Linked DNA regions of Homo sapiens: region 1 is linked to region 2. The links are chromatin loops, found by intact Hi-C in ENCODE. Cell type or tissue: K562. All regions are shown on one strand. Links, peaks and the distances in the headings refer to the core of each region. The heading gives the core; the rest is flanking DNA. Region 1 has its middle 52 kb from the start of FAM89A. Region 2 overlaps TRIM67 (tripartite motif containing 67).

Region 1 (4,390 bases), core at 205-4,204, 120 kb after region 2:
CCCAGCTCAAGGTAAAATTATGGGTAATCTTAGTGTGTCTTAGACATGGAAAGGCCTGGATCTCTCTTCTGTTAAGGATCTGTGGATGAGGAATTTGTTTTGCTCCTTTGGGGATGCTTCAGTTAAATTCAATAGGAGCAAATCGTGTATTCGTAGAGTCACTCAGAGCGTGCAGAGCACATGCATGAACACACACACATGAAAACATACACACACACAGCCAGAGTGATTTTCCGAGCTGCCTTTTCAAAGGAAACTGCATTTTAAAAGGTCGCATCCAGACTCAGCATCAATCAAAATGCCACACAGCAGCTGCACCAATTCAGCCCAGCACAATACCTGCCAGCCGAGTCCTGTCTTCTGTACAGAGCGTCTAATGGGAATTTCTGCCTGAATGGGAGCCCAGGGCAGAGGGCAGCAGAACGGTCAGCCTCGCCATGGAAAGAGCAGCCTGGGAGTACAGGCAGCAGCTCCATCTGCAGGGAGCTGCAGAGCCTGTGAAATAAGAAAAGCAGAAGGGAAGGGTGGGGATTGGTAATGCTAGCAGGCCCTGGTTGAGTTGTGTGGATTTTTTTCTTCTTCTTCAAGAATGAATTGCATCCTTTGTGTCCGTCTTCAAGGTGTCCTTAGGAGGCTGGTGCTGATGTCTGCAGCTCCATTGTAAAATACCCGCCAATACTACTATCCTGAATGGCCCTTTTCCTAGACCTGTGAGTCAGATTACCCACTCGGGAGGTTTTAAGGCCAGAGAAATAAAGGAAATCATGTGATTCTTTCAGTGATTTTATATATGCAGCACTTCCCTTTGCGGACAAGGGAGTGGCGAGTGAGAACATGACCCCGTAGGTTCTCTGGAGCAGAGCGGTGTCCTTAATTAGACAGTTCCCAGAAATTCCTCTATGACAGAGTGTGTGTGTGTTTAATTTTCATTTTTTGAGACAGAGTCTCACTCTGTTGCCCAGGCTGGAGTGCAGTGGTGCAATCTCGGCTCACTGCAAACTCTGCCTCCTGGGCTCAAACGATTCTCATGTCTTAGCCTCCTGAGTAGCTGGGATTACAGGCGTACACCATCATACCCAGCTAATTTTTGTATTTTTAGTAGAGTCGGGGTTTCGCCATGTTGGCCAGGCTGGTCTTCAACTCCTGACCTCAGGTGATCTGCCTGCCTCGGCCTCCCAAAGTGTTGGGATTACAGGTGTGAGCCACCGCGCCCAGCCCAGAGTGTGTTTAACTGCCTTTATTTTAAAGTTGACCAGATAACTGGGCGCTTAATTTTCAACCCTTTAGAAACACCCAGCTGTTAATCAACACATTGTCACTTAAATTAGGCTCTTTTTCTTTTTAAAGAAACATATTCAAGAGAGAAAATGATTTCCCCTAGACCCTTAATTTTCTTCGTTTCAGCAGCTACATTTGGAATTGTCAAACCATTGCTATGGGTGTTTGGGTCTAAACCACACGTGGATTTCACAGACAGTCTAACTGAAGAGCTACTGAGCAACTTTGGCTGCATCTTCTTGGGTAAGTTTCAGAACTGCCAGTTGAGCATGGCTAGTCCCATTTTACAGATGGGGAAAACAAGGCAATGAATTAATGGGGAAAAACAACTTACCAATTTACAAAGCTCATAAACGCAGAAGCCAGGATTTGACTCTGGCCTATCCTCCCCCACCGCCCCCCCCACCCCCATACCCCTTCCTTTTTGCCGGCTGCCTCCACTAAATTTGCAAGGTCCCTTGGCCACATGTAGCTTACTCTGTCTTAAATAAAATCCCTTCATGATCCCCAATAAAGCCTTGGGAAATGTGTGAATTTCCCCACACATGCTGGAAGTGTATGAATTTCCCTACACATGCTGGCCCAGCTCTCTAGCAACCCTACAACAGAGTGGTGTTTGTTGTTGAGAAAGAGGGATCTGCTTGGATGTTGGATACTGTGACCACGCAGAGCTGGCTGCGGGAGTTCCCATAAATCCACCCTCTTTAGCATTCTGAGGCCAGCAGGGGACGCTGACGAGCACCTTCTCCGTGTGCTTTGAGGAGGGCGGATTTCACACACAACATAAAGACCAGTCGGTGCAACCGTAGGAAAAACAAGGATTTCCTCCAACCCGGTTAACCACATCCCAACACCCAGCCAGAGCCCAGATTGGGCTCTCTGGATACCAGTGAGCAGCTGAGAGACCACATTCAGGGACCAGAGCGTAGGTGACGTGGTGTTCATGAGGACAGTTGTTCAGAGCGTGCATTGCAGTCAGACTCTCGCTTCATCTCCTCCTGGCTATGTAAAATTTATGCACATTATCCTGATATTTCTCAGCCCGACCTTCCTCCTCTGTACTAGGAGGACAGCGTGGAATAATAGAGTGCTCAGCACAGGGCCTGGAAATCAATGAGAACTAGGGAATATGCACTAGTGGAACTAGTGAACATCATTCTCAAAAACAGATATTTACAAATCCTAGACGGTGAAAGAAATGGGTAATAACCACGACCTCACAGTGTCTGTGGGCAACACTGAGCAACAGGTAGCTTAGAAAGCAGTTCTGGCCAGGCACGGTGGCTCATGCCTATCATCCCAGCACTTTAGGAGGCTAAGGCAGGAGGATTGCTTGAGGCCAGGAGTTTGAGACCAACCTGGGCAAACACAACGAGACCCCATCTCTACAACACAGCTTTTAAAAGTTAGCCAGGCTTGGTGGTGTGCACTTGTGGTCCCAGCTACCTGGGAGGCTGAGATGGGAGAATCTCTTAAACCCATGACTTTGAGATTCCAATGAGCTGTGATTGCACCACTGCACTCCAGCCTGGGTGACAAAGCAAGACCCCATCTCAAAAAGAAAAACAAAAAACAAAAAACCCCAGTTCTTACCACCTTCACCATTTCCTAAGCCCCATGTCACTGTCACAGTGACTAATGATCAACCTCAGGGAGCTATGTTCACCTGCAAATACACTAAGACCCCATTCTTACCTTTCTAAAGCCGTGGAAGTCACTGTGCAAGATGTAAATATACAGGTAAATTACAGTCTCCCTCTGATTGTAGACAGAGTCCCTTGGAAAAACCTTTCAAGTTAAGATGATAATGTAATAAATGTTTCAAATTAAGATGGGAATGACCTCCATATCATAATAGAGGGTTCTGGGAACTGACTGGATCTGAACCCTAGTCTAAGTACTTACCTATGTGACCTTGGGCAAGTTACTCTGTTCCTCAGTTTGTAATTTATTAAATGGATAATAAAAGTATGTATCTCATAGCTATAAAGGCTAGATGAGTTGATGTGCATAAACACCAAACACAGTGCCCAGTACCTAATAATGTCTGATATTATTTATTTAAGACACAGTTGCTGGGGCTATACCATTAATATATCCCAGGCATTAAAAGAAATTAGTATCTTAAAAACTGATTGTAATGTGATGTCATAAGTGATGCTTCTCACCTGGTATTGAAATTAGACAATAAAGATGATTATAAACAAAGTGTTACAAGTTCACATAGAAGGAAACAAATCTGTCTGAGCATCTGAGAGACATCCCATTGAAGTTGAAACTTCAGCTCTGTCTTAAAGATAAGTAGGAATTCCTTCACAAAGAAGGCGGTTATCTTAGGTGAATATTATTAGAGCAGAAATTGATTTGAATAGGCTCAAATAAAACTGCAAACTAAAATGGGAAGTATGAAGGAAATGCAGACAAACCCTCTCGGGATTGTAGGAGGGGCCCAGGAAGCTGGGAAACTGTATCTGCCTCTTGGTTCTTCTGTCTCCATCTCTTTGTTTGTTTGTTGTTGTTTTCTTTTTTTTTTTTGTCTCCAACTTTTTTTTTTTTTTTTTGAGATGGAGTCTCACTCTGTCACCCAGGCTGGAGTGCAGTGGCACCATCTCAGCTCACTACAACCTCCGCCTCCCAGGTTCAAGCAATTCTCTGCTTCAGCCTCCCAAGTAGCTGGGATTACAGGTGCCCACCACCACGCCTGGCTAATTTTTGTATTTTTAGTAGAGACGGAGTTTCATCATTTTGGCCAGGCTGGTCTTGAACTCCTGACCTTGTGATCCATCCGTCTCCACCTCCCAAAGTGCTGGGATTACAGGTGTGAGCCACCGTGCCCGGCCTTTGCTTCCAACTCTTAACAGCTTCACAAAGGGTCCTCACCTCCATTTGTCTTCAATCCACTGTGGTCCTATTTCGGCCCTGCCTCCCCACGTGGCATTGAAATCGTTCTCACTAATCTCCCTGGCATTTTCCTCTATGCCAACTCCAAGGAACACTTCTCAGCTGGTGTAGTGTAGCAAGCGAGGGCGGGAGACATGTGTCCGACTTGTTTAAAAGCAATGTCAGAGAATTATTACAGATGTAAGAAATGGGCTTATGAATGTAGCAAAAT
Region 2 (4,390 bases), core at 89-4,088:
AGCTGCGGTTGTTGTCCACATACATGGCCCAGGCCTTGTCATCCTTGCCCAGCATCATGTCCTTGACCACGCTGGCCCTGGCCACCCCGAAGGCGGGGTCTGGGTGGTTGTCGTACCGGTCCACGTGCAGCTCCCAGTAGTGCACGCCCTTGGAGAACGCAGCTGTGCCCAGCACCACCCGGTCGTCATAGCTGCTGCAGGTGGCTGTCTGGTTGTCATTGGATAAAATGATGTCCCGATGCCCAGAGTTGGGGTCAAATGTGAACCAGGCCACTAAAAAGGGAGGAGGTGAGAGGAGCAGGGTCAGGGGATGGAATTTGCTAGTAGTTTCTAACCGGCTCAGAGACACAAACACATTCGCTTCTGTTAGAAAGTCGGCACCCAGAAGTGAAGGGTCTTTCCTGTATGATTACCACACACGTGCACACACACACAAACGTACACACATGCACACACTCCCTGCTCTGTGTTCATCCAAGTTGCCAGCCCTACGAGCCTGGCCTTGCCAAGGATTTTCAGGCCTCAAAACCTCAAATCTAGATGCATTTTCTGGTCTTGGTTTCTAAAACCCTTCCAAATGCTCACAGTTAGAAATACAGGAGGAAATAGCCTGGGAGCAGTGGTCCACGCCTGTAATCCCAGCACTTTGGGAAGCCGAGGTGGGTGGATCACCTCAGGTCAGCGGTTTGAGACCAGCCTGGCCAGCATGGTTAAACTCCGTCTCTACTAAAAATACAAAAATTCGTGGCCGGGCATGGTGGTTCACACCTGTAATCCCAGCACTTTGGGAGGCCGAGGCGGGAGGATCACGAGGTCAGGAGATCAAGACCATCCTGGCTAACACAGTGAAACCCTGTCTCTACTAAAAATACAAAAAAATTAGCCGGGCGTGGTGGCAGGTGCCTGTAGTCCCAGCCACTCGGGAGGCTGAGGCAGGAGAAAGGTGTGAACCTGGGAGACAGAGCTTGCAGTGAGCCATGATCACGCCACTACACTCCAGCTTGGGCGACAGATCAAGACTCTGTCTCAAAAAAAAAAAAAAAATTCGCTGGACATGGTGGTGGGCGCCTATAGTCCCAGCTGCTTGGGAGGCTGAGGCAGGACAATCACTTGAACAGGTTGGCAGAGGTTGCAGTGAGCCAAGATTGTGCCATTGCACTCCAGCCTGGGCAACAGAGTGGGACTTCATCTCAAAAAAAAAAAAAAAAAAGTACAGGAGGAAATCGATATTGATGAGCCACCTCATGGGTGGGAGATTTGAGACACAGAGAGGTGAAGTGATGTGGCCAAAATCACAAAGCTCAATTCTCCATTTTGCAGCCCATCAGGTGGTGCCCCCTTTTGCTCCCCAACCCCCCAGGTTGATAGAAGTGAGTCCCTTACTCTAAAGTCATGACCACAATGCACAGGGCAAGGACCGCTCATCTCTGGGCAGGCAGGAGAGTCTAGAGGCAGAAGCTAGCGAGCTCTCCTCTAGGGGTGTACAAAGTGACTCTGCAGGTGGCATCATTTTCAGAAAAGTGTCCCTGGCTGGGCCTTTTGACACCAGCATCTGCTCATGCTCCTACTCCTCCCTGCCTCTAGGAGACCATCCAGCTGTGGCAGTCAGAGGATGTGTGGACTAAATGATAACAATGAATGCACGATTTGCCCTCTTCTTGGAGGCAGTGGGGAGCTGGAAACTGCCTCTGCAGCCTGGGCTGGGCCACACCTGGGGGAGCAGAACTCTCTTTGGAATGTGATTCCTATTTCTCTCATTGCTCTCTGCTAAGAACTCAGATGATCAAAATTCCACTGAATTAATATCAACATGCTGTTGTTGCCCAAGACCTAAAAGGCTGCAGGTAGGTGTATAAATCACTGGATGTGAGCTCTGATGCTGGGGATTAAAGGGCACTTTTCCGCTGTGAGAAAGGCTCAAATGTAGGGACTGGTGTGGGCCCACTGCATCTATCGTGGAGTTTTCTTGTCTGGGACTGTCCTACTCACTCCTCAGCCCTTGAGAAGTGGGAGAAGTTTAGCCTCCCTTAGCTACTTCACATTTAGTCCAGCACAATGGGGTAAATGAATGTTTCTTTCGTGGCTTGTAGGCCATGTGGGTGCAGCAAAGAGCTGTGTGTGCAGAGCAGGGTGAGGCGTATGCACCTCAACCGGCCCCTCCGGCCCTGCACTTCCTCCCTCCCCCATCTTCAGCAGCTCATCCTTTCCCCTGGTCCACGGGATGAAATGTGGGTTGGCCCTAGGAGTCAATCTTTGTCCTTTGGGAGCCCGCCTGTGGTCCCAGAAGGGCACGCCCTTGGAGAACCCAGCCGTGCCCAGCACCACCCCCCACCCCTACCCCATCATCATAGCTGCCACAAGTGGCTGTCTGGTTGTCACTGGATAAAATGATGAATCTGTTCTTCCCACTAAGAGATCCCGATGCTCACCATCGGATGTCTGCAGGACGACAGTTTTACTGTAAGGCCCGACACCAGAAGAGTTGAAAGCTTTGACTCGGGCGTTGTAGGTGCTGTTGAAGTGAAGACCGTCGATGGTACACAAAGTCTCCTTACCGACGTACACTTCCTGAAAGAGAGCAATGCTGCTCACCAGGCTCCTCTAGCATTTGGAAAGCTCCTCTTAGCAAATGGCTTCTGGAAACACATTGACATTAAAAGTGCTGTTGCCAGGTGTAGTCCCAGCTACTCAGGAAGCTGAGGTGGGAGCATCGCTTGAGTCCAGCCTGGACAACATTGCAGGGCCCCATTTCTAAACAATTTTTGTTTTTATTTTTTTGAGGGACAGAGTCTTGCTCTGTTGCCAGGCTGGAGTGGAGTGGCGTGATCTCGGCTTACCAAAACCTCCGCCTCCCGAGTTCAAGTGATTCTCCTGCGTCAGCCTCCCAAGTAGCTGGAACTACAAGCATGCACCACCATGCCCAGCTAATTTATATATATATATATATATTTTAGTAGAGATGGGGTTTCCCTATTTGTTGGCCAGACTGGTCTCGAACTCTTGACCTCAGGTGATCCTCCTGCCTTGGCCTCCCAAAGTGCTGGGATTACAGGTGTGAGCAACCATGCCCAGCCAAAAAATTAAAAAAAAAATTCTTACCAAATAGAAGTTATTAAAAAGGGAAATTACATTCAGTCATGGCTGGCTCACAGAACTTGACCAACTTGGGCATGAATGCCTTACTACTGGCTGCCCGGCCCCTCTGCCTGCGAGGCGGCGAGGCGTGATGGGGTCCTGGTGAGGCAAGCTTCCTGGGTCTGCAGCCAGCCAGGATACTGACCAGGAACATCCTGACTCTGCCAAGGTCTACCTGGTCAACAAGACTATTGAGCCACGGGCACATCCACTTCTTTGTCTCCTCCCACACCTGAGGCTGGCATCTTCCACTCCTTAGCCCTCCTGGAGCTGCTGTTTTCTGGTCTTTCCAAAGGGTGAGACATTTCTGCATCTGGCCTCAAAGATACTTTTCTTTCTTTCCTTTTTTTTTTTTTTTTGAGACAGAGTCTTACTCTGTCACCCAGGCTGGAGTGCAGTGGTGTAATCTTGACTTACTACAATCTTTGCCTTCCAAGTTCAAGTGATCCTTGTGCCTCAGCCTCCAGAGTAGCTGGGACAACAGGCATCCGCCACCATGCCCGGGTAATTTTTGTATTTTAAGTAGAGATGGGGTTTCACCATGTTGACCAGGCTGGTCTCAAACTCCTGACCTCAAGTGATCCATCCGCCTTGGCCTCCCAAAGTGCTGGGATTACGGGTGTGAGCCACCGTGCCTGGCCCCCAAAGATACTTTTCTAAAGATTGATCTTGTTCTCCATTAGCTTCAAAGTTACCTTTGTCCTATTCAACCCCCCAAATGCATAGCCTTTTGCCTCTCCCATGTCATTATTTTCTGCTAATTAAATAATGTGGTCTAAGATCACAGCTAATCCATATAGGAGCCACAGCTCAAATCCAGGTCTGTCTGCATGCAACATCCACACTTTTCCTACTGTAAGACCCTCTTCCTTATAAACCCTAGCCCTTAGGTCTAGCTTTTGTTAGTGGCCATGTCTCAAAGAGGAGGGACCATTTTTAAGCTCTGTGGCTGCTTCTTTTAATATTTCCCAACAGCCTTTTCTTTCTTCCCATTTCAAAAATACTGGCTCTCCTCTTGGTTTCGGGTGGACGAGCTCTTTCAGTTCTTGGCTGATTTGCACAACAGGAGTGACTGGGGTCTGCACTCAGTGACCCGGCTCAAGCTATCTCATCTTACCTCCCTAATTGGCCCATATTCACATGGGACTCAGTAATTCCCACGGAAGTGCTGCAATTATTTCCATAATTCTTACATTCCTGTATTTTTCAAACACAAAGTAAAACGACACATATGTACATCTCTTTGAGAGAAACT

What was found. Peaks named below come from ENCODE experiments on the same cell type or tissue, not always from the same donor. Only the 100,000 strongest peaks of a DNase experiment are listed, where the experiment ranks them.
Region 1: a loop joins it to region 2, with 6 times the contacts of the local background. A loop is called at or near these places in 23 of 110 quality-filtered maps.

What each region holds. Positions count from the first base shown.
Region 1 is chr1:231,089,744-231,094,133 of GRCh38, reverse strand. No RefSeq gene overlaps it. Among named protein-coding and RNA genes, the nearest start is that of FAM89A, 52 kb to the right of the region's middle. In K562, for the core only: CTCF peaks have their summits at 483 (motif pointing left) and 1,994 (motif pointing right); a DNase peak (open chromatin) is centred at 1,993; H3K27me3 peaks cover 313 bases.
Region 2 is chr1:231,204,830-231,209,219 of GRCh38, reverse strand. TRIM67 (tripartite motif containing 67) reads right to left here. Exons shown (of 10, transcript NM_001004342.5): 7 at 2,430-2,568; 8 at 1-273. Among named protein-coding and RNA genes, the nearest start is that of TRIM67-AS1, 19 kb to the right of the region's middle. In K562, for the core only: CTCF peaks have their summits at 1,571 and 2,108; a DNase peak (open chromatin) is centred at 2,129.